Regions from separate parts of the Mus musculus genome. Here region 1 is linked to region 2. A link is a loop called in an ENCODE intact Hi-C map of the cell type or tissue named here. Cell type or tissue: left cerebral cortex. All regions are shown on one strand. Each heading gives the region's core, and the rest is flanking DNA. Links, peaks and the distances in the headings are about the cores only. Region 1 has its middle 150 kb from the start of Gm48750. Region 2 has its middle 100 kb from the start of Gm51794.

Region 1 (12,868 bases), core at 4,571-9,570, 88 kb before region 2:
GACACACACAGACACAGACACAGACACAGACACAGACACACAGACACACACACACACACACACACACACACACACACACACACACACACACAGTAGCCTTGAGGTCCTATCTTCAAGCATCTAATGAAGAACATCATAAATGTAGCCGTGTCTCTGCTTTACCAAAAGCATCCCAAAAGATTCTGAACTGTATCTTCTACAATAAGAAAACATTGTTGAAAATATGATTTTAAAAATTGAAATTGAGGGAAATAAAAATCAGTTTGGGGCAAGCCGTTCAGTAATAGATCACTTGCCTAGCATGAACATGGCCCTAAGTTGAATCACACACAGGACGGTAGATGGTATAAATGAAGAATCTTGTCTTGCTGAGTTATTCTGGTTTTTAGTGGTTTGTCTGTTTTGTTGGGTTTATTTATTTATTTTATTAATTTATTTATTTTTGTTTGCTTGTTGTTTCAAGACAGGGTTTCTTTGTATAACCACAGATGTCCTGGTACTAGTTCTGTAAAGCAGGCTAACCTTGTTCCAAAGAGATATGTATTTGGAGTCTCAACTCCTACAAATAGAGGCAGCTATGCTACAGGAAGGTTGCAGGATCCAGATCCAGGGGCCATGAGGCCTCAGTAATGACATCACTGTCGCCATGCTGCCTTGTATATTTCCACCCTCCCCTATGAATGAGGGATGGGGAGAGGCCAGATCCTTTCAGCCACCTAAAAACAAATAGGACCAAGCAGATGGTCCTGTAGCTGCTTGGTCAATCCCAGCTGGGGTCATGTTCAACACTACGGGTGTTAAATTCCTTCTAAGTTGGTGATGTTGATAAGCCACAATCACTAACATCATCACCAGTACCAGCTTAAAAGGCAAATGCATGGTAGGTTTCAGAAGCATTGAGGGTCAGCTGAGGTCACAATCATATTCCAAGGAAGCTGACCCTGAAGAATTTGCCCCTCCAGGCTGCTAGAAAATGACATTTCACAGCTTGGCTTGGCACTTGTGTGCTCTGGGGCTTGAGAGCTTTCAACAGAAATCCTTCCCCGCTTACAATCCACGCTGTCTATCCCTGGTCTCTGCTGTGCTTGGGACAAAGGGAGAGCCAGTGCTGTAAGGTCTTGCTCTCCGAGGACTGACAGGCATATTGCTGCTGTTTGTTGTTTGCATGTGAAGCTCGGTCCTTGGTGCTCTCTCACAAGGCCTCAAGAAATGTCTCCTCTGTATTTTCTTCTTCTCTTCAGGCTAGGCTCTGAAGTGTAATACCATGGTGACAATGGCTCAGATGTCAGATGGGGAATCTTTCTATTACTCAGTGTTCACAGAAACTTTCAAAAGTCTACTAGTGGCTTATCAGTGCACTAGTCATTAGTGTAGTACCACAGCAGTCACAAGACACGATCATCTCCCTGATCCCCAGTTTCCTTATGTTGGGCCAATTCAATAAGGTGCTTCCAATTTTATTCCTTTGCAAGCTTTCCAATTTATTAGGGAAATTGGATGGAGTTAATGCACAGTGAGTTTGAGATAAAGGACTCTTGTAAACCCAGATTTAGTTTGTCAGTCTGGAGGTTGGAAGATATAACTCACTTCCCAGTTTTTCCTTGCAGTTTTAGGAAGCTTTCCTCAATGTCCCTTTATGTACCATTTGTTTTTATTTATAGGTTTAAATGTTGTAGCTACCATTGGTAGCATGCTGTTAGGATTAGTTTTGTCAACTTTACACAGTCTAGAATCACCTGGCAAGAGTCTCAATGAAGGATTGTCTAGATCATGGCTAGAAAAGAATGTATTGATTGCATTAGTTGAATTGGAAAGACTGTCCACTGTGGGTAGCACCAGTCCCTAGGTTTAGATTCTGAATCATGTAAGAATAAAGAAGGTGAGCTGAGTAATGAACATGCATGCATCAATTCATTTCTCTCTAGTTTAAAGAGTAGATGTGATTGTGACTCTGCATGCTTCACATAGCTGCTGCTTTGTGATGTGCTAGAACCTGGCATTGTGAACTAAAATAAACTCTTTCTCCACCATGCTATTTTGCCAGGGTGCTTTATCACAGCAGAAAGAAGGAAACACTTTTCACTGCACCGTCTTTCTTGACAGAGAAACAGAGCCTTTGTTGAAAGCTGATTTGTAGAGTCACCTTATGCATGGAAGCTTATCCTTGAAAACTGTATGGTGGCCTCCACCCATAGGAAGCTTTGGATATAGCTAGTGGCATAGTGCATAGATAGCTCCTATAATGTTCAGCCTTTTATCCACAGGACCATCTTTGTGGGAAGGGGAAGAAAAACACACAGACTGTCTCGTTTCTGGTTTCCAAAGTAGCTACTTATCTCCAAGTCCTTCTAGGAACAGTAGTTGCACTTGGCCTATGTTCCATGTGAGCGGAAGATTCCTCAGCATGCTGCTTGCAAAGGTCAGCTGCAAAGCCCACCATGCTTTGGCTATGGAAGGGATGTCAGGATTTACTAACTGCAGAAAACTGAGACCAGCTTGAAGCGAATTCAAGCTGTATTCATTGATGTCAAATCTACTGCATCCCTCTGGTGGCCTGACGGTTCTTATCGTCTGCCATCAAATGAGAATCCTTGACAGCAGACCTTGAAAAATGGTTCTGGAATCGAAACCTTGATGAACCACCATGATATCTTTCTGCTTTCTGCCATAGAAGGTGCTCCTTCCAGGGTACCTAGAACCAGCACTTTATTGACAGCATATTTCTTGGAACAGCTGGTCCTTGGATTTTTTTGTTTTTGTTTTTTTCTTTTTGGTTTGTTTGCATTTTCTTTTTTTTGTTGTTTTTGGATTTTTTTTACACAATCCCTATGAATTTATAAATGCTTCAAAACAAAAAACAAACAAACAAACAAACAAACGAGACTCCCACCTGTAACTTTAATTTTTTTCAAACCTTATTTTTAATGTTAGTTCTTAAAAGCTTTAACCTCCCCTGTAACCCATCACCCACCAGAAGTAGTGGAAAAGAAAGGATACAGGGAATTGGACCTGTTTAGAAAGGTTCTTTGGAGCAACTTCTATCTGTGTTGCTAGAAATTGTCAGTTCAGTTCACAAGTTAGCAGACAGCAGCAGCTCCATCCACTTGAAAACACTTCACAGATATACCGGCAGTCCAGTTTGGTAGAGTCAGGTTAGCAACAGTGGGGACAGGACCTAGCAGAGACAGCCAGGCCTCTGCTCAGGTCAGCAGGAAGGACCTGGAGGGACATCAGGAGAAGTTCTCAGCTGTGGTACTCTTATATATGTGGAGATCATCGAAGACACAAGACCGACAAGCATTGTACAGCTAGCTGAACTAGCAAGCCAAGCTCTGTCTCTGTCTCTGTCTCTGTCTCTGTCTCTGTCTCTGTCTCTGTCTCTGTCTCTGTCACGGAGTCCTATTTATAGCCTCCAAACATCACATGTCCTCCATGGGCCTTGTCTCACCACATGCATCCAATCAGCCCAAGTTCGATGAGTCTCAACAAATGAAGCTCAGATACACAATATAAGATGGATCAATACATTTGTGTTGTTAGCAAAGAATCCTTCATCACATGTCCTTTCATGTGCTTGCTTTAGCAGAACATCCTTTTTCTTGTGTCTGCTTCAGTGAAACGTTCCTTCACGAGTCTGCCTTAGCCTTTCACCTGTGTCCACTTCAGGAAAATACTCCTTCACGTGTTTGCCCCAGCAAGTCACCATCCAACACAACTGACGCTCGAAAGAACCCCGTTTCCACTTTACTCACCTACACACAGGTTGCCTGCTATAATCTATCCACAGCTCAGAAGGAAGAAAGAACTCTCCCAGTAATATATGACCTTACAACTTAAAAAGCAATAATTTTATTTTCTTACTACAATTTTCCATCTCTAGTTTCTAAACTTATATCCTGCTCAGAGTTATGGGAGAATGGGTGGATTTAAGTCCATATGGTTAATAAGTCTGGACCCCTGCTTTACTGACACCAGGGAAACATTTTAGTAAGATGCTGGGACATGATGAATATAAAGGTTCTTCTCTCATTATGAACCATGAAGACTTCAGGCTCTCAGTTGTGAACAAATCCATCACTGGTTTTGATTATTAATGTTTAATGCAACTGTGCATTATTCTCCTGGAAACCTATGTAGTAGTGTGTCCTCTGATGATAGTGCTAAGAGAAAACATTATAAATTTAAGACCGGGAGAAGTATAAATCACCCATAAATGCTGGCCAGCTTTTAGAAGGTCACAGAAAGACATTGCCTCATATTTTTTTCATTGTTGGTTGAAGATTTAGCCAAACAAGCTCTTGTTGACCTTAATGAATGTAATGCCCCCTTTGGTGCTATAGAAATCTCAATATTAGGTATTGGGGAGCACTGTACAGTCTCTGCAGACGCCAGGCTGCAGCTGTTTTCCACATACTTATGATGCTACTTTTTGTACTCTGCGGTGTCTTCTTTGTCCTGACTGTCAAGTTACTGCAGTGTTTCCTCTTTAATTCAGAACTTTGTCTAAGTGAGGCAAAGTGTCAAGCTTTTCTCTTTCTCAGTCCTGCCCTGGTATTAACTGTGCTCAGGAGCACACTATGTGGCCTGAGATCGTGAGGAATGTCCCAGCTTTTCAAGTAGTAGGAATATAGGCTTGATCTACATTGCCATCCATTCGCCTTGGATAAACTATACAAGGACATTTCTATAACCTCTCCAATGGCCACAGCACAGTCCAGGTGTTAAAAAGTCAGCTAATTATAGCATCCAGAGAATTTTTTTTTAAATATGCACTATTTTAAGTGTGTGTGTGTGTGTGTGTGTGTGTGTGTGTGTGTGTGTGTGTGTGTTATATCTTTTCGTCTCGTGAGTGTTTGCATGCCTATGAAGGAATCCGTGAAGGAGGCCAGACATGCTGTCAGATTCTCTGGTAGCTTGAGTTACAAGTGGTCATAAGCCACCTGACATGGGTGCTCAGATCCAAACTCAGGTCCGCTGTAAAAGTGGTAAGTGCTTTTACCTACTGACCAAGGTATTTGGCCTCATACAGTGAATTTTCACTTCAAATATTACAGAGACAAATTCAAGCTTTGCTGACATTACTCTTCTTGGTCTGAGAAAAAGACCACTTAATATATTCTAAGACCTAGCATAAGAAAACTTGGAGAACATCGACTAACTTTAGGGCTAGCTATAAATAGTCTTGGTTGAAGAAGATGAGTTTTGAACGAGATTTAAACAGACTAAATTCTAAGTTAAAAAAAAAACAAATTGTTTAAAGAATCCTACTTCTTAAATGAAACTAAAATGAAATATGATAATTGTTATTAAGATCTCTTTTATTCTATGAGTAGATCACTCGTGCTATGAAAAGCCTAACAGTTCTAGAATAACTCAGGCAATAATCGGGAAGGAAGCCATCACTCAGGATTGCCAATCCAGTACCTCTTATGCATGGAACTACAAGAGAGGAGCTGCCAGAGGCTCCATCCCAGCCTCTAGCTGGTCTGACACCCACGCTTCTGCTTTCCCAGGCCTGCCACACAGATGGCTCCGTTCTGTACGCTTTTTTTAATGGAAGACATTGCTATCCCCTGTGGCTCATTTGAGCCTTAAAGAATTTTGTTTTATTTGCGATGAGATAAACTGACCGTCTTGTCTTTTATATGACCCCACCTCGCAACACACACATAATCTTTCTCTCTTGTTCCCAGTAAAGCACATCACAAATATTTTATAGGAGGGATAGCTTGTTTTTAAATCCACTGAAATGAACACATGAATGTGAAATCAACTTAAATTCTGTAGAAAATTATTCAAAATATTCAAATATATTCCTAATTTCAAGAGGTGGGAATCACCTACTCTATGAAGCTTTTTGCCCACAGAAATAACTTAACTCGTAGTATATCACAGGATAGTGTAAGTTACATATGGTTTAATCCAGGCAGGCTTGTAGAATACAGTAATGCAAAGGTATGAAGCTGAAGCTATTTTGAAGTCTTGATAATGCTTCTAGACTGGATACTGTCTATTGTCAGTGTGTGTGTGTGTGTGTGTGTGTGTGTGTGTGTGTGTGTGTACACATGTGCACGCGCACACAATAGGTGAAGTACATTGAAAGAGAAAGCAGCCACACTGTGTGCCGTTATGATGAGAAGGCTTGTCTTATTTCTTGGGATCCTAAAGATAGGTGCACACTCTGGCCAGCCGCTCCTCCTCTGCAGCAGAAGGTCTGTCATTTTCACCGTGTTCATTCATTCATGTAATTTCCTTTTTGGCATGATCATGTAGAACAGTCAGCCAATTCCTCACTGTTACCTCCTAGAATAGTTCCTGATTGTAGTTTTCCAGAAGAAAAACAAAGCATACACAAAATGCCCCACCTGGGATGCTTATCCCAAGTCACTTTGATCCAGTCTGAGGGATCCTCAAGAGAATCTTGCATAATTACCCTTTGCTATGCGCTAGTCACAGACCCCATGTGAAATGAAACTGGAAAGTCATTTCCTCCTTGAATTTCTTTGCTCCTGGGGCACTCTATTTTAAACTTTTTTTTTTTTTTTTTAGTTAGACGGCCTATTTCAGGGGTTTCTAAAATTCCACTTCTTGGAGTGTCTGGTGATTTTCAGGACACAGAGACACAGCTATAAAGCTCAATGAACACAGAGAATTCTGCAAACATCCCTGCAGATTCCACTGACTCATCAAAGACCTCCTGAGTGCCTGGCCAGCCCAGTTCTTTCTAACTGGGCTGCTGTTTAAAAGAGGCCTGTGTGTCCACTGGAGACTAACACAAAGCTATCCCCATGCTGTCTCCCTGAAGCCTTACTTGAACTTGAAGACAAGACCAATGAAAAAGCTCTTCCCTGGCTCTTTGGATCATCTACGCAATGATGCCCTTCATGCTTGCTACCTGCAACTTGCTTTCCTCTCCTTCTGGAACTGCTTTGAATAGCAAGCCCTCTGCCACAGGCATCTCCATGAGGTTAAGACAGGGTAACCTGCTTAACAAGTATTTCATTAGAGAGAATTGAAAAGGTAGACTGAGAAATTCCAGGAAAAGTTTGTTATACGATTTTTAAATGCTTTAGAATAAGGCCACAATACCCCGCTTTAAAAAAGATCGGTCCTTTGTGGATGATGTTATTAGTGAAGTCCTTGAAGCAAGCGGTGGGAAATGGCTTTTTCATTACTTCAAAGGCAATATTAAAGGACCATGAAATTCAAAGCTCCTGGTTTTATCACAGACATTTTTATGTCTGGATTTAAACATTTTCCTACTTGGCATGCCTCTAACAACCGTAGTTTTATAGGACAGAGCTGCTATAATTGGCCTGGATCAATTATTAAGGGGTAGGCATCAATTAAGCGTATATATAAATGGAGGATATTCACATCAGATAAGAAGAAAGCATGATTATGATTAAATGTGTAAAATGTATAATATGTGTTGAGAGTCCACTTTAAACCTATCAAGAGGATGGAATGGGATTATTTGTTGGAATATAAACTGTCACAAAAATATTCTTCTGCCTCTCTACCCTCCTACTCCATGTCACTGAGCGCCTCTCTACCCTCCTACTCCATGTCACTGAGCATAAGTAAAATGTTTCACACATATTTTTCATGATTCTAATGTGATCGTAGGGGAGTTTTACGTAGATTATCAGGCTGAGGACGTATCATTGGGAAGAGAAACACAGAGAAAACAACACCATAACAACAGGCATCAGTTTATCTGCGCCCACAGAGCTCGCCATTTTGTTCCTGGATTTTCTGATGTGCTGTTGCTATGGTTTATGTGCTTTATAGATATGGTTTATGTGTTTATAGAAGCACCTGCTTCTATGAGGGTGTTCCCCAACCCACCCACTCACTCCTGTCTTCCTGCCCTAGCATCCCCCTACACTGGGATATCAAGCATTCACAGAACCAAGGGCCTCTTCTCCCATTGATGCCCTACAAAGCAATCCTCTGTTAATATGTGGCTAGAGCCATGGGTTCCCCCCTCCTGCCATGTGTACTCTTTGGTTGATGGTTTAGTCCCTGGAAGCTCTGGTGGGGGGGGGGGGGCATCTGGTTGGTTGATGTTGTTGTTCTTCCTATGAGGTTACAAACCCTTTCAGCTCCTTCAGTCTATTCTCTAACTCCTCCATTGGGGACCACATGCTCTGTCCAATGGTTGGCTTCCAGCATCTGCCTCTGTACTTGTCAGGCTTTGACAGAGCCTCTCAGGAGTCAGCTTTATTAGACTCCTGTCAACAAGCATTCCATGATAGTGTCTGGGTTTGGTGACTGAATATCAGATGGACCCCAGGTGGGGTGGTCTCTGGATGGCCTTTCCTTCAGACTGCTCCAGACTTTGTCTCAGTATTTGTTCCCATGAGTATTTTGTTCCCCCATCTAAGAAGGACAGAACCATCCACACTTTGGTCTTCCTTCTTCTTGAGCTTCATGTGGTCAGTGAATTATATCTTGGGTTCCGAGTTTTGAGGCTAAAATCCACTTATCAGCAAGTGCATACCATATGTGTTCTTTGTGATTGGGTTACTTCACTCAAGATGATATTTTCTAGTTCCATCCAAATTTATGTAAGAATTTTATAAGGTCATTGTTTTTAATGGCTGAGTAGTACTCCATTGTGTAAATGTACCACATTTTCTGTATCCATTGCTCTGTTGAGGGACATCTGGATTCTTTCCAGCTTCTTGCTATTATAAATAAGTCTGCTATGAAAATAGTAGAGCATGTGTCCTTGTTATATGTTGGATTATCTTTTAGGTATATGCCCAGGAGTGGTATAGCTAGGTCCTCAACTAGTACTATTTTCCGATTTTCTGAGAAGCCACCAAACTGATTTCCAGAGTGGTTGTCCCAGCTTGCAATCCCACTAACAATGGAGGAGTGTTTCTCTTTCTCCACGTCCTCACCAGCATCTGCTGTCACCTAAGTTTTTGATCTTAGCCATTCTGGCTGGCATGAGGTAGAATCTCAGGGTTGTTTTGATTTGCATTTCCCTGATGACTAAGGATGTTGAACATTTATTTAAATGCTTCTCAGCCATTCAATATTCCTCAGTTGAGAATTCTTTGTTTAGCTCTCTACCCCATTTTTAATAGTGTTATTTGATTGTCTTGAGTCTAACTTCTTGAGTTCTTTGTATATATTGGATATTAACCCTCTATCGGTTGTAAGATTAGTAAAGATCTTTTCCCATTTTGTCCTATTGACAGTGTCCTTTGCCTCACAGAAGCTTTGTAATTTTATGAGGTCCCATTTGTTTATTGTTGATCTTAGAACATAAGCCATTGGTGTTCAGCTCAGGAAAATTTCCCCTGTGCCCATATGTTTGAGGTTCTTTGGCACTTTCTCTTCTTTTAGATTCAGTGTATCTGTTTTTTTTTGTTTGTTTGTTTGTTTGTTTTTTGTTTTTTGTTTTGTTTTGTTTTTTTGTGGAGGTCCTTGATCCACTTAGATTGAGCTTTGTACAAGGAGATAAGAACGGATTGATTTGCATTCTTCTACATGCTGACTGCCAATTGAACCAGTACCATTTGTTGAAAATGCTGTCTTTTTCCCACTGGATGGTTTTAGCTCCTTTGTCAAAGATCAAGTGACCATAGATGTGTGGGTTCATTTCTGGTCTTCAATTTTATTCCATTGATCTTCCTGGACTAACACATCTTATAAGGACACCATTTAATTGGGGCTAGCTTACAAGTTCAGAGGTACAGTCCATTATCATCAAGGCAGGCACATGGCAGCATCCAGGCAGGCATGGTGCAGAAGGAGCTGAGAGTTCTACATGTTCATCTGAAGACTGCTAGCAGAATACTGGCTTCCAGGCAGCTAGGATGAGAGTCTTATAACCCATACCCACAGTGACACAACTACTCCAACAGGGCCACACCTTCTAATCCTGTCACTCTCTGAGCCAAGTATATACAAACCATCACATATTCATTACATTAGAAATATAAAAAGTATAAAACCAAGGGCCAGCAAGGTAGCTCAGTGGGTAAGTGTGTTTGCCCTCAGGAGTGACTACCTAAATTCAATCTCCAGGAACTACACTGAGGAAGCAGAGAACTGATTCCCTCAAGCTGTCCTGAGACCTCACACACAACCATGATGGCAGAAACACACCGTCATGTGTGTGTGTGTGTCATGTGTGTGTGTTCAAAACTTAAAGAACCACATAGCTTTTTAAGCTTTTACCTTTCTTACTCTCTAGCCTTCTTTCTCTCTCTCTCTTTCCCCCTCTCTCCATGTGGCCATGGCTGGCCTCCCCCTCTCTCTTTCTACCATCTCTCTTTTCCCCTGCCTTTCTACAATAAAGCTCTAAAACCAAAAAAGAAAAAAAAAAAGAACCACATAAAACCCATTTAATATAAAATGTGTTTAACTTTATTTTATTTTATTTTATTTTTATTTTTTTTGGATTTTATCTTGCTATTTTCCTTTTATTGTTTTTTTTTTTTTTTTTGGTGGTTTTTTTTTTTTTTTTTTTTTTTAGTTTTGCCTACTCCAACTCTCTAGCTTTTCTAATTGTTTTTTTTTCTTTTCCATTTTTATTAGGTATTTAGCTCATTTACATTTCCAATGCTATACCAAAAGTCCCCCATAGCCACCCACCCCCACTCCCCTACCCACCCACTCCCCCTTTTTGGCCCTGGCGTTCCCCTGTACTGGGGCATATAAAGTTTGCGTGTCCAATGGGCCTCTCTTTCCAGTGATGGCCGACTAGGCCATCTTTTAATACATGTGCAGCTAGAGTCAAGAGCTCCGGGGTACTGGTTAGTTCATAATGTTGTTCCACCTATAGGGTTGCAGATCCCTTTAGCTCCTTGGGTACTTTCTCTAGCTCCTCCATTGGGAGCCCTGTGATCCATCCATTAGCTGACTGTGAGCATCCACTTCTGTGTTTGCTAGGCCCCGGCATAGTCTCACAAGAGACAGCTACATCTGGGTCCTTTCGATAAAATCTTGCTAGTGTATGCAATGGTGTCAGCGTTTAGATGCTGATTATGGGGTGGATCCCTGGATATGGCAGTCTCTACATGGTCCATCCTTTCATCTCAGCTCCAAACTTTGTCTCTGTAACTCCTTCCATGGGTGTTTTGTTCCCAATTCTAAGGAGGGGCATAGTGTCCACACTTCAGTCTTCATTCTTCTTGAGTTTCATGTGTTTAGCAAACTGTATCTTATATCTTGGGTATCCTAGGTTTGGGGCTAATATCCACTTATCAGTGAGTACATATTGTGTGAGTTCCTTTGTGAATGTGTTACCTCACTCAGGATGATGCCCTCCAGGTCCATCCATTTGGCTAGGAATTTCATAAATTCATTCTTTTTAATAGCTGAGTAGTACTCCATTGTGTAGATGTACCACATTTTCTGTATCCATTCCTCTGTTGAGGGGCATCTGGGTTCTTTCCAGCTTCTGGCTATTATAAATAAGGCTGCTATGAACATAGTGGAGCATGTGTCCTTCTTATCAGTTGGGGCATCTTCTGGATATATGCCCAGGAGAGGTATTGCTGGATCCTCCGGTAGTACTATGTCCAATTTTCTGAGGAACTGCCAGACTGATTTCCAGAGTGGTTGTACAAGCCTGCAATCCCACCAACAATGGAGGAGTGTTCCTCTTTCTCCACATCCTGAAGTGTGGACACTATGCCCCTCCTTAGAATTGGGAACAAAACACCCATGGAAGGAGTTACAGAGACAAAGTTTGGAGCTGAGATGAAAGGATGGACCATCTAGAGACTGCCATATCCAGGGATCCACCCCATAATCAGCTTCCAAACGCTGACACCATTGCATACACTAGCAAGATTTTATCGAAAGGACCCAGATGTAGCTGTCTCTTGTGAGACTATGCCGGGGCCTAGCAAACACAGAAGTGGATGCTCACAGTCAGCTAATGGATGGATCACAGGGCTCCCAATGGAGGAGCTAGAGAAAGTACCCAAGGAGCTAAAGGGATCTGCAACCCTATAGGTGGAACAACATTATGAACTAACCAGTACCCCGGAGCTCTTGACTCTAGCTGCGTATGTATCAAAAGATGGTCTAGTTGGCCATCACTGGAAAGAGAGGCCCATTGGACACGCAAACTTTATATGCCCCAGTACAGGGGAACGCCAGGGCCAAAAAGGGGGAGTGGGCGGGTAGGGGAGTGGGGGGGGAGGGTATGGGGGACTTTTGGGATAGCATTGAAAATGTAATTGAGGAAAATATGTAATAAAAAAAAGAAAAAAAAAGAAAATATTCAGTAAAAAAAATAAGTTAGTAAAAAAAAAATAAAATAAGATGTATTAATTTTATTATCCAGATAATTCTCTGGGTTAAAATAAAAAATTATTTATTTATTAAAAAAAAGAAAAAAAAAGAAAACCTCTAAAATGTTAAAATCTATTAAGTCTAAAATCCTATCTACATAGCCAGAGAAATGAGGAAAGATCTTCCCTTCGTCTATCCATAGTTATCAAAAGATGGCCTAGTCGGCCATCACTGGAAAGAGAGGCCCATTGGACACGCAAACTTTATATGCCCCAGTACAGGGGAACGTCAGGGCCAAAAAGGGGGAGTGGGCGGGTAGGGGAGTGGGGGTGGGTGGGTATGGGGGACTTTTGGTATAGCATTGGAAATGTAAATGAGCTAAATACCTAATAAACAATGGAAAAAAAAAAAGAAGTTAAAATGTTACAAAATAGCAGGCCATGTGACTACATGTTATACCTCACAATAATGTCCAAAGTGCCAGTCAAGAGTGTAGCCCTTTGTGACTGAGTAGGATGAGTTGTAGCTTCTACTGAAGTCTTTTAAGAGAGAGATATGCTTGGCTAGAAATGAACCAATCAGGAAAGAGAGGAAAAAAAGA
Region 2 (12,868 bases), core at 3,018-8,017:
TATTCAAGCTCAAGCTTCAAAACAAACACGGGTTTTAGGTTTTGTTTTGTTTTGGGCAGGGGGTGGGGGGTGTTGGGGTTTTTTTTTTGTTTGGGTTTTGTTTTGGGGGGGTGTTTTGTTTTGTTTTGTTAGAAGAAAACACCAGCCCTACTTATTCCTGGAGGATTTTTTTTTTAATCTTTTAATTAATGACAGCCCTTGGGGCACTGAGCAATTGTTAATTAAAACAAGAAGGAAAGTAGAGGAAGCAGGCACAAATGCTAAGATGAACACATTTCCTTTTTCTCTGCAGGAGAATAGCATTACCAAGCCGGCATTCATAAATATGAATACTTTTGAAGGAAAGTATATGAAAATGTTAAAAGAGATTCTAACTTGGCATGGCACACACTGGCAGGTGCATAAATTAGCCGGGGCTCCTCTAGAATTATAAACCCCAGGGTGTCACCTTTTGTCTAATTGAGTGGTGGTAGGGCTCTCTCCGCCATGCCAGGATGGAGTGCTTCTGTGTCTGCACGGGCTTACTCTGTCAGGGGGTGGTGGCTGATCAAAGGTCTTCTAGGGATAGATTTCACTTTCATTCTAACTCTGGGCTGGCCTTCAAACTGGCAGAAGCCATCATTATAAGGTGTTTCTTAAACGCTTCCAGTTAGAAGCTATATCTGCTGCCCCTTCTATTCTTCAGCCTTGCCCTTTTCAATCAGAAAATTTTTACTTAAAAAACTAATTATTAGGTCTTTTGGTTCATCCCCTATGCTTACTTAGTCCAAGCAAGTAATGAGTGGTGGGATCATTTCAGTTCTCCCCTCCTGCTTTCCCCTGGACTCCTTATGAAGAAAGCTTTTGTCATTTTCCTGTACTCTGAAATCTACCGAACAAGCAGGGCTTTAGCTGCAAGAACTAAACCAAATGAGAAAAGAGGTAAAAATCTATCTAACATTTTATTTGGTAGGTAAGCCAAGCCAGAGCCCTATTTGGAGGTGTGTGTGTGTGTGTGTGTGTGTGTGTGTGGTGTCTGTGTATTTGTATATGTGTGTATGTTTTATATCTGTGTGTCTGTGCGTCTTATTATGTCTGTGTGTATGTGTTGTGTCTGTGCTATGTCTATCTTTGTGTGTGTCTATGTGTATGTGTTGTGTATTTGTATATGTGTGTATGTGTTGTGTCTGTGTGTATCTGAGTGTCTATGTGTATGTGCTGCATATGCACATGTCTGTGATGTGTGTGTTTCTGTGTATGTGCATGTTTCTGTATATGTGTGCGTGTCTATGTGTGTATATGCTATATCTGTGTCTATTTGTATGTTTGTATTCGTGTCTGTGTGTGTTTTAGAAACAAATAATGTCATTTCTAGGGTAGCTTTTCCCAATTTTTCTATGTCCTTCATTGCGCATAATTTTATTATCGTTCTAATCAAAATTTTTTTTTTCAAAACTAGAACTGCAGCTTAGGTCTGGGCTTCCCCCCTCTTCCTTGTGTATCCCAATCCCTTTGATGTTCTGGGTCAGAGGACATGGGGTTAGCTCCTGGGGATCAGTGTCATTTACTGAATTTCTCAGATGCCAACTAAGATCAGTAGCTAGGAGACAACTTTGGATTTCATTTGGCTGTTTGGAGTCAGACTTTATTCTTTGTCACAGATAAGATCTGGCTCCCCTGTTGCGCTGTCTCTAAAATAGCAAGCATTAGGTTAGGTAATCAGGAAGCTACAGTCTGTGAGGAAAAAAGAAAAAAAAATCCCTTCTCTCTTTAGCCAATACCTAGACAAGCACAGCTGCAGAGTAGAAAAATAATAATAGTAGTAATAATGTATTTTCTCTCTCCCTTGCTATAATGATGTCTGTTGGAAACTCCTCCAGCTCTCTCAAAAGCGGCTCCCTTCGCTCACGCGGGCGGAAAAGGAGGCTCAGTGCACAGCACAGGGTTGGGAGGGCGGGTGAGGGGCGGAGTCTTCCAGACTTCTTTTGTTTTCTTTTCCCTCAAACCTAACTGGGGCAGTTATTTACCTAATTACTTAAAAGGGAAAACTTAAAGAAAACCTTTGCTGTGTTTTTCAATGTGGATCTACCTAAAAATTGCTGTGCGAGTCCATTCATTAAAAAAAAAAAAAAAAAAAAAAGTGCTACTAGGGAGCTGATTGGACACATCCCGCCTTCCGCCTCCCGCCTCCCACCCCTTCCTGCTCTGATTGCAGGCCTTCCTTTCTGTGCTTTCGGGGTCCATCATTCATTAAATATGGTGCCTGTGCCTCTAATTGGATCCGTGAAAGCTGTAGTCCACAAAATGTCTGCATTTGGGGTTAATTCTAAAGTCTGAACACTTGCCATATTCACTGAGCCGTGGCTGTTTACAGGTGAGAATCTGAAGTCCCTCCCTAGCCCTTTGTGATCTGACCGCCAAGCACTCGTCCATTCTCCTCGGAAGCTTTTCTGTATTCTACCTACAACCATGTGGAAGAGCTCTTCACGCTCTCAGTATCTGTTCTCCAGATCCCCTCTGTACGTTGACCCATGTTTCTGTAGCCTCATCCTCCCATCTCACCGTGGCCCGCCTACTCATCTCTCAAACCCTGCTTTATACTGTCCACCAAGGTTGAAATGTGACAATTCTGATGTCCAGGTGTTGCCGTGTCACAGAATTAAGAGATGGGGGTCTGAGGATGGAGATGTAGCATAGTTGGCAGAGTGTTTGCCTATCATGCACCAAGTCCTGCGTTTCTGGGTTTGATCTACAGCACTGTAAAACCTAAACACGGTGGCAGGATCCAACATAGTCTTACTTGTCTGCATGGGGAGTTTGAAGCTAACCTGCACTATGTGAAAACTTTCTCCAAAAAAACGAAAAGAAAGAGGAGAGGGAGAGAGAAAGGAGGGATGGGGAGATGGAGAAGGAGAGGGGGAAGAAAATGAGAGTGGAAGGGAGGAAGGGAAGAAAGGAGAGACAGAGGGAGGGAGAGACAGTGGGAGGGGTGGAAGGAGGGAGGAAGAGATAGAAGAAAGAAGAGATGGAGGAAGGAAGGGAGAAAGGGCGTGGGCGGGGAGAGAGAGAATAACACAATTTAGGACATGCGTTTCCAAAAGAGTTTTACAAGGGAAGGTTAATCTCTCCTGTCCTGCCTTCTACCACAAACTGTGGATCCTGAACTGCGAGGATGGATTGCCGCCCTCCATGCAGCCTCCTCTGAGGTATTCAGCTGCACACAGCCAAGTGCAACCCGTCCCTTCTCTTTACATGTGTCCCCACCAGACTGCCACTCACTCTTTTCTACACCCACAGACGTGTGGAGAGTCTCTCATGAAACCGCAGTTGTGCACAGTTGTGCGTTCATTTCTCTGTGTCAGGCCAGCTAGAATGCCCACAGCCAGACAGGAAACAGTGTTGATCCTGAGATGTACAATGTAAAACAGCCTTAGCCCCAGTAGCACTGAAAGAAGAAAGAAAACGTTGGACTAAAGTAAATAAACAAATAAAAGTTTTTCATTTAATGAAGGAATTTTGCAAAGCTATTCAGCATGTCTTCACAAGTTCAAAGACAGATTTAAACTATGGCAAGACATATTCCAGTTGTCTGAAAAAAAATGTATCTTCAAATACAACATAGAATATTAAGGAAGTCACGTGGGCAGTGTTGACAATGAGACGAGTACACACATATCTGTCTGTGAGCTTGGGAAGAGCTTTCCATCCTCCAGCATTTCCATATATTGTGAGCATGTCAACTGATTGTTAAATGTGTCCCCATTTCTGATAATCTTTAGGATAATCTCCGAGAAGTGAATGGACAGATCAGAAGTGGTGAATATGTTGATCTTCCCAAATGTGTATTGCTGAATTGATTTTCCAAAAACCCATGTCAATATTGCCTCTTCTAATCAATTACAAAAAAGTGCTGTTATGTTTTTCAGTGTCTGGATTTAAGGTGTTTTTCTGCTTCTTAGCCACTCCTAAGTCTTAGCTATGAAATGACTGGTGGTTTTGGTTTTGGCTTTAACTGATCCTCTTCTGAAATCCTAGCGTTTCTCTTCTAAGAAAACCAATAAACCTTGGTTTCTTCTCTGGCACATTCCTTTTGACTATTACTGGATTTTTAATGTTCTTAACAAATGGAGATATGCCAGCATTTTAAATTCACACCCCACAGCACTTCAGTGTGTACATATACGGTGTTACGTTCATCTGTAATGTTACTGCCCTGCCCTATAGCCTCTTACCCATTGGATAGGAAGGCAGGGAGAGTCTTTAGGCCTTGTTTTGCATTAATTTAGTTAATTGGGTTAGCCAGTCCTTTTAAGTAACGCTTGGCATTTTGATATAAGACTTTAGTCTCTCTTGTTCCCAAACTCTACTTTGGCACCATTCCCGTTGGAGCTGTATAGGTCAAAGAGACAAGAAGTGTCGTGGCCATATGGGAAGAGCGATGTGAATCCCTATAACCACTGGGCTCTCTCACAAACTCCCCACTAGTCAAGTGTGCTGTAACTACTCTCTGTCTTACTCTCCATGGAATGAGGTTTCCAACTTCTTCCAGCTTTGGCTGAGAGATCACCACACACACACACACACACACACACACACAAACACACACACACACGCACACACACACCCCCACACACACATACACTGGGGAAGTGGTGAAATATTAGCCTGTGTGGCCTTGTCCTTCTAAGCTTTTAGAACTAGAATTTGCTGAGACGCTTTCTTCCTGCTATCTCAGGGGCAACTACCTGAAATATACTTCTGCTTCTCACACCTGCTTGAGTCTTCCTGACACATCTCTAGCTTTGTATCTTGAACTTGCAGGCAAGTCATCTTATCTAAAGATAGTCACTTTAATAAATGGTGATGCTTTTCCTCCATAGTCCGGGAAGCCACAGGCCTCATGGGTTCCAACCACCAGATGTCAATTGTGACTGAGCATATGACTTGGGCGTTAAAGTGTCTCTCTCCTGATACTTGTAGACTTGTAGGATTTTGGGTTGGTTGGTTGTTTTTGTTTGTTTGTTTGTTTGTTTGTTTTGATTTGTTTTTCTGAATTAGGGTCTCACAATGTAGCCCAGGCTGGCCACAGATTTATAGTAACCCTCCTGCCTTAGGCTCTAAGTGCTGGGATTACAGCTATATACCCCCTTTTTTCAGACTTGCTGCAGTGATCGGTCAGGTGGTTATAGCTTGAGGATCAGGCTTGTGGCTTAGCCCTCAGAAGACAGAAGTAGAAACAGGACATGAATTGTGCAAACTCAGATTTGTCTGTCTCATCTTGGCAAAATACTGTCTAGATATATGTGCTTTCAATTTTCTACATGTCTACTTACATTATGTAAGGGTTATATGTGAGCTTGACTGTGCCACAGTGGGCTGAGATATTTGTTCTTTCTCCAATGAAGGAACAAATGGATGAAATTAAGACATTAGTGCACTAATAAAGTAGATTGCCTTTTCTAATGTGAATGGACTGCATCCAACCCATTAAAAAATGATGTGAAACAAAATGTCAGCTCTCCCCCAAAAAATCCTTCTCGCTAAACAGCACTTGGATCCAAAGGGTGGTTCACCAGTTGCAAGCTCATCCTGAAGATATCAGGGCTTGCTTGTCTCTATAGTCATATGCACCAATTCCATACATGTGTACCTTTTGTTAGTTAAGAATACAGTTATGACCATGTGTGTCATGTTGCACATATGCTATGTGTATGTTGAGCAGTATGCATATTATTGTATTAACTATCCTTAGGATGTTTATAGTCTTGGTATTAGTGAGATTTCTCTAGCAAATTCTGACAAGATGCATTGTTTATTATTGGAAAGTTCTCTTCCTGACAAATATTCATTTGTAGCCTCCTTTACTATTTAGAGTCTCCAGGTCATATGGGATGCATCTGAACAAATGTTGTGAATTAGAACTTTGAGTCACTTTATTTTTTTTTTTAAACAAACAGTCTTCTCGCAGCTTTGAATGCATCCTCTTCCTTGGCTTGCACACACTCCACCTCTCCACATTCTTTTTCCCCCTTTCTTCTTCCCTTCTGCTCCTAAATATGGACATCCCATATGTCCCCGGTTCTCACTTCCCTTCTCCAGCTCCTTCCTGCAGCATCATGTGCACACTTTGCACAGTAACTGTCTCTCGTAGTAAGGACTAAATATACTGAAAAGGCAGGAGACTGTGTGAGCTACTGGCTAGACGTTTTCTCTAAGCGCTTGCCCCAATCATTTAACCTAACACACCTAAACAAGCACTACCCTCATTGTTTCCCCTTTTGCTCGAAAGCCTTAGTCTGCCTCTGCCCCTGTAGCCTAGTAATATCCTCCTGAAGCAAGCTTAGGAAGACTTGGGGTATAAGCAGAACTTACAAGGTTCTGGAAACTTCTAAAACTGGCAGATGGGCTCTCCTTATACAAGCAATAGCTATTGCTAATGAAGGGAGACTTTCCTGCCAGACACACTGTGTCTACATTATATATATAGAGAGATCCAGACATGCAGCTTATCTGAGTCCTCACCAGGGCAAGGTGGTCAGGGCAGGGGGTGGGGGGGAGGGAGCTCCAGCGACGCCTTTGAGTTACCTTTGCTCCTATAAGTAACCTATCAGCTATGCTCCTATGGGTAACTCTCCTGAACACACTGGCTACACTTGAATAGAACCAAGTCTTGGAACTATGGGCAGTGCCCTATCTCAGGTAAATACACTTTCACTTACAGAAAGCAGTTACAAAACATCTCTGTCTTACCCACCCCACTGGACACAGAAATGATGTCTTCTGCCTGTAACTTCTCACTTTCTTGCTGAGTGGAGATTAATATTTCCTTTGGTTTTTAAACAGGTAACATCTGCATTCACAACTTTGGAGCTCTTGTATTCATCTGCCCCTTGAATTCCAGCATGGTCTTTAACGCCCTTTGAAAACTAGCTCCTCTCTAGACACTTGACTTCCTGATGTTCCTCAAATCAAAGCAAATCTCATGTCTCTCTGTCTAAATTCTCATAATGCTTCATAGTTTTCCAGTAGGACTTAGACCACCTGACCTTGTGTGTTACAAATTTATAAATAACTTCTCATACTACACTTTATGCATCTCATTAGCAAAACTTCCATGCTACTCAGAATGATAAAAGATAAAGGCTGATATTCAGAAGTAGGTAGGATATCTGTGATTATTTGAATGAAAATACCTGAATGAACCTCATAGACTCATTTTCCAGTTAGTGGACTGTTTATAAAATATTAGGAGATGTGGCTTTGTTGAAGGACATGTGTCCCCCTTCCCCTCCCCCCTCTTTGACTGCTGCTTTCTGATCAAGATGTAGCTCAATGCCAACTGCCTGCCTACTGCCTGCCTACCTACTACCTGCCTGCCTAATTCCATGCTCCCTTCCATGATGGTCATAGACTCACCCTCTCAAACTATAAGCAAGCCTTCAATTAAATGCTTTCTTTTATAAGTTTTTTTGGTCATAACAATAGAACAGTCACTAAAAGATAGATAGATAGATAGATAGATAGATAGATAGATAGATAGATAGATAGATAGATGATAGATAGATAGATAGATAGATAGATAGATAGATAGATAGACATGCACATACATACATAGATTCATATATATGCAATTAAGTAAATTACCCTTTCAAACTTAAAACTACTACTTATGAACTAGGTGAATGAATTCATGATGGGCCTTTCAATGAGGCTATAACTCCTCTCCATTGCTCCCTCCTTCCCTGTATCTTCTTTCTATGAACCCAGTGAATGGCAGAGTCCATACTGAGCCCTTTTTTCTAATCTGTGTTACCAAGTACCTGAGACATTAAAATTTTCTAATGCATTTATTTTTAAAAATGAATGGGTGACTGGCTGAATGAACATATGGAAGCAATGGCAAATATATTGATATCAGACACATTGTTAAAGTATTCTCCCTTTTCCGAAGATTCTTCCTTACTGACTTTGTACAGTCACCTCCATCTTGTCCTATAACCACGCACTGTTAGACCAGAGATCTGGTCAACCTCCCAAGTGCAGGCACATGAATTTTTAATCAAGGGTTAGTACTACTTACCCTAAGCTACAATGTAAAAAGTGACTACATCTATTAAATAATAAGGATTATAGACATTTGTTGGTTGAACGGATAGCAAAACATATATAATAGATCAAGTGAAGAACCTACCCTGCTGTGTAATAGATAGGGAGTTATAATGTCCAGTGAGTCACTCGTTGCTTCATTATGACCACTAAGGAGATCTACATTTCTAATCAACTTCAATATTAATTACGTGTAACCCAAGAAGGCAAAAATGACCTAAGGAATGGTAATGTACATATGAACCCTCCTTCTTTAGTTAAGAGAGCCAAATTCCTGCAAAATGATTGCTGTCTGCCACAGCTATAAATGGACTGCTAATCAGATAGGCCCCAGGACAAGGGTAAGTGGGATAAATTCCTATTTACTGAATTAATATTACTGGATCCCAGGGTACCCTTCTCTTAGCAAGCTCTTCTGGCAGTCTGCTTTGGGATTTTTATCTGGCTCTGTTCTGAGACTGGGGATTTGGGGCCTATATTAATTTTAGATGCAATCTGTGGAGATTAGTCAGTTCTAGGAACTCTAATGTAGTAGTTGAAACCATTTTCAGGAGCAGAAGTGCTCTCTTATCTGATGCACGCTCTTCAGTATGAATTCCACCCTCACATTCTATGCTACGGATGAGCATGATTAATTCATTACCCAAGATTACAGCAGTATGCAGAAAGCTACCTGGAGGCGCTTCTTTTGGTGTGAAATATTAAAGATTCAACATTTATATCAGCATGCCTAATTCATATTCCTGAGCCTGTGGGCTGAGAGAGGAACTTAGACATATGCAGTTTATCTCCTTTTTTTAACCACAAGTTTGTTAAAATGTTTAAGAGTATTATTGCTGATTATTGCTTTAACTACCTTGTTTAAAAGAACAAGGATAGGTCCATCCAGGAAAAGCTGAAACACAAGATATAAAAGCCAGTGTGTCTCATCTCTTAGGAAAAAAAAATGGTTAAGAGTGAGTTTTGACAATAGTCTACATTGGGTTACCAAAATGATGATAGCAATTAAAGGATTTCCTGGAAACGGGAATGGCTAATCCTATATGATTCTAATAACTAAAAAATAAATTTCAGAATGAGTAAGCAAGGAATACTCTTTCTTGTCAGTCATTTGCTGAGAAAGGTTGTAAAGTTTGATCATGTGACCAATGGATGTGTGTGTGTGTGTGTGTGTGTGTGTGTGTGTGTGTGTGTGTGCGCGCGCGCGCGCGTGCATGTGTGTGTATATGTATATAGCTTTTACGTGTGTATATGGTTGTGGGGGGAGGTGTGGGGGTGTAGTATGCATGTATGTTTGTGTTCATGGGCACAGATATTTGGCTAGATTGATACTGAGAGTCTTTCTCAGCCACTCTCCACCTGAGGCATTCATTGAGGAAGGTCTCTCAATTCACCCCAGAGCTCAGCAATATGTCTAGTCTGGCTAGCCAGCTTGCTCCAGGATCTCCTATCCCTCCTTCTAAGCACTGAAGTGACAGGGACCCTGCCACACCCACCTGACATTTACAGTGTCTTAGTTAGGGCTTCGTTGCTGTGAAAAGACACCATGACCAAGACAACTCTGATCAAAAAAGAACAAAAAATTTTCACTGGGGCTGGCTTACAGGTTCAGAGGCTCTGTCCATTATTATCATGGTGGGAAGCATGGCAGCATTTGGGAAGACATGGTGCTGGAGAAGGAACTGAGAGTTTTACATCTTGATTCAAAGGCATCCAGAAGGGGACTGTATTCCACAGGCAGCCAAGAGAAGGGTCTCTTATGCATTGGGTGGAGCTTGAGCCTAAGAGATATCAAAGCCCACCCACACTGTGAAACACTTCCTTCAACAACACCATGCCTATTCCAAGAAGGCCACACCTACTAATAGTGCCACTTCCCACGGGCCAAGCATATTCAAACCACCACCCACAGGTTCTTGGGATAGAGACTCTAGTTCTCATGGTTACACAGCATTAGGAAGAATTTATCTGTGCATATATGTTATCAGATGAGCATGGCCATGGAGTTATCACGCCAGCCCTAGAATGTATTTTGATGTCTAGCTTTATGTAAGAATGCAATTGAAATTTAGCCCCACTCCAAGTAAAATAACAATGTTATATAGGAAAACTTAATTTAGCTGTGAAAACTTTCCAAATTCTGTCCTTTATATAAGTGTGTGCTAAAGGGGGCCTGGGTTGCTGAGCTGACTTTTTGAGTGGCCAATGTGATCAAAATGGTCATTTGCTTTCTGTTGCTGTGATAAAGGAACTTGGTGAGGAGAGTTACCATCTATTGTTGACACATGTCAGTGCAGGAACTCCAGGAGGTAGGAAGCTGAGGCAGAAACCCTAGAGGAATCCTTCTTACTGGGTTGTTCACTTGTTTATCTCAGCTAGCTTTCTCACAGGCTAATCTGATGGAGGAAGCACCCCAGTTGAGACTCCCTCAGAAAGTTCTGGGCTGTTGACAACTAAAGTTAACCAGGAGAACACTCTTATTATCACCTTTAAATGAGCATAAAGGAATATAATTAAGTATGTAATGTTGTCCTCTCCTTCTTAAAAACTAGGAAAGATACATAAGGAGAAACTTATAAAATATATTTACCAGTACTGATAACAGCTTTAACAAACATTTATTTCTAGATCCATTCAAGAAAGAGAACCATGCCGGTCTCTACCAGTAAACACATGGTCTTATTACCAAGTTACCCAAAGATCTGTTAAAGCTGGATAAGATATGAGAGTGTCCATCCAAAGTTCATGTCCTGCAAATGACATCCTCAGCGTGATGATATTGAGAAAGTTGAACCTCAAAGAGTTGGGACCTATCTGAAGGTAGCCAGGTCGCAGAGTTCGGCCCTTGAGAATGGGTTGATGCTGTCTCTGTTTTTTTTATTAGATATTTTCTTTATTTACACTTCAAATGTTATTCCCTTTTCTGGTTTCCCCTCCGAAAACCCCCCATCCCCTCCCCCTCCCCCCTGCTCATCAACCCACCTACTCCTGCTTTCCTGTCCTGGCATTCCCTTACACTGGGGCATTGAGCCTTCACAGCACTAAGGGCCTCTCCTCCTTGATGTCCAACAAGGCCTGATTGATGTCTAATGGCGCTGGCTAGGACTTCGAGTACTATATTAAATAGGTAGGGAGAGAGTGGGCAGCCTTGTCTGCTCCCTGATTTTAGTGGAATTGCTTCAAGTTTCTCTCCCTAACGTTTGATGTTCACTACTGGTTTGCTGCATATTGTTTTTACTGTGTTTAGGTGCGGGCCTTGAATTCCTGATCTTTCCAAGTCTTTTAACATGAAGGGGTGATGAATTTTGTCAAATGCTTTTTCAGTATCTAATGAAATGATCATGTGGCTTTTAAATTTGAGCTTGTTTATGTAGTGGATAACACTGATCAATTTCTCTATATTGAACCATCTCTTCATCCCTGGGATAAAACCTACTTGATCATGGTGAATGGTTGTTTTGACCTGATCTTGGATTCAGTTGGCAAGAATTTTATTGAGTTTTTTACATTGATATTAATAAGGGAAATTGGTCTGAAGGTCTCTTTCTTTGTTTGGTCTTTGTGTGGTTTATCAATATAATTGTGGCGTCATAGAATGAATTGGGTAGTGTTCCTTCTGTTTCTATTTTGTGGAATAGTTTGAAGAGTGTTGGTATTAGTTCTTCTTTGAAGGTCTGATAGAATTCTGCACTAAACCATCTGATCCTGGGCTTTGGTTGGGAGACTTTTAATGACTGCTTCTATTTCTTTAGGGGTTATGGGACTGTGCAGATGGTTTATCTGATGCTGATCTAAATTTGGTATTTGGTATCTGTCTAGAAAATTGTCCATTTCATCCAGATTTTCTAGTTGTGTTGAATATAGGCTTTTATAGTAGGATCTGATGATATTTTGAATTTCCTCAGTTTCTGTTGATATATCTCCCTTTTCATTTCTGATTTTGTTAATTTGAATACTGTCTCTGTGCCCTCTGGTTAGTCTGGCTAAGATTTTATCTATCTTGTTGATTTTCTCAAAGAACCAACTCCTGGTCTGATTGATTTTCTGTATAGTTCTTTTTGTTTCTACTTGGTTGATTTCAACCATGAGTTTGATTATTTCATGCCACCTATTCCTCTTGGGTGTGTTTGCTTCTTTTTGTTCTAGAGCTTTCAGGTGTGCTATTAAACTGCTAATGTATGTTCTCTCCAGTTTCTTTTTTGAGTCACTCAGAGTTTTCCTTTTAGCACTGCTTTCATTGTGTCCCATAATTTGGGTATGTTGTGGCTTCATTTTCATTAAATTCTAAAAAGTCTTTAATTTCTTTCTTTCTTCCTTGACCAAGTTATCATTGAGTAGAGGGTTGGTTGTTCAGCTTCCATTTCCATGTCTATGTGGGTTTTCTGTTGTTTTTGTTATTATTGAAGACCAGCCTTAATCCATAGTGATCTGATAGGAGGCATGGGATTACTTCAGTCTTCTTGTATCTGTAGAGGTCTGATTTTAGAGAAGATACCATGAGGTGCTGAAAAGAAGGTGCATTCTTTTGATTTAAGATAAAATGTTCTATAGATACCTGTTAAATCCGTTTGGTCCATAACTTTTCTTAGTTTCTCTGTGTTTCTGTTTAGTTTGTGTTTCCCTGATCAGTCCATTGATGAGAGTTAAAGTCCAACACAATTATTTGGTGAGGTGTAATGTGTGCTTTGAGCTTTAGTAAAGTTTCTTTCATGAATATTGGGGCCCTTTCCTTTGGAGAGTAGATGTTTATAATTGAGAGTTATTCTTGATAAATTTTTCCTTT

Evidence for each region. Peaks named below come from ENCODE experiments on the same cell type or tissue, not always from the same donor. Only the 100,000 strongest peaks of a DNase experiment are listed, where the experiment ranks them.
Region 1: it touches region 2 in a loop (11-fold over the local background); 2 of 42 quality-filtered maps call a loop at or near these places.

What each region holds. Positions count from the first base shown.
Region 1 is chr10:9,196,905-9,209,772 of GRCm38, reverse strand. No RefSeq gene overlaps it. Among named protein-coding and RNA genes, the nearest start is that of Gm48750, 150 kb to the left of the region's middle. In left cerebral cortex, for the core only: no CTCF peak of the experiment used is centred there; DNase peaks (open chromatin) are centred at 5,484, 5,832, 6,263 and 6,644; H3K27ac peaks cover 345 bases.
Region 2 is chr10:9,107,097-9,119,964 of GRCm38, reverse strand. No RefSeq gene overlaps it. Among named protein-coding and RNA genes, the nearest start is that of Gm51794, 100 kb to the right of the region's middle. In left cerebral cortex, for the core only: no CTCF peak of the experiment used is centred there; DNase peaks (open chromatin) are centred at 3,245 and 6,067; H3K27ac peaks cover 299 bases.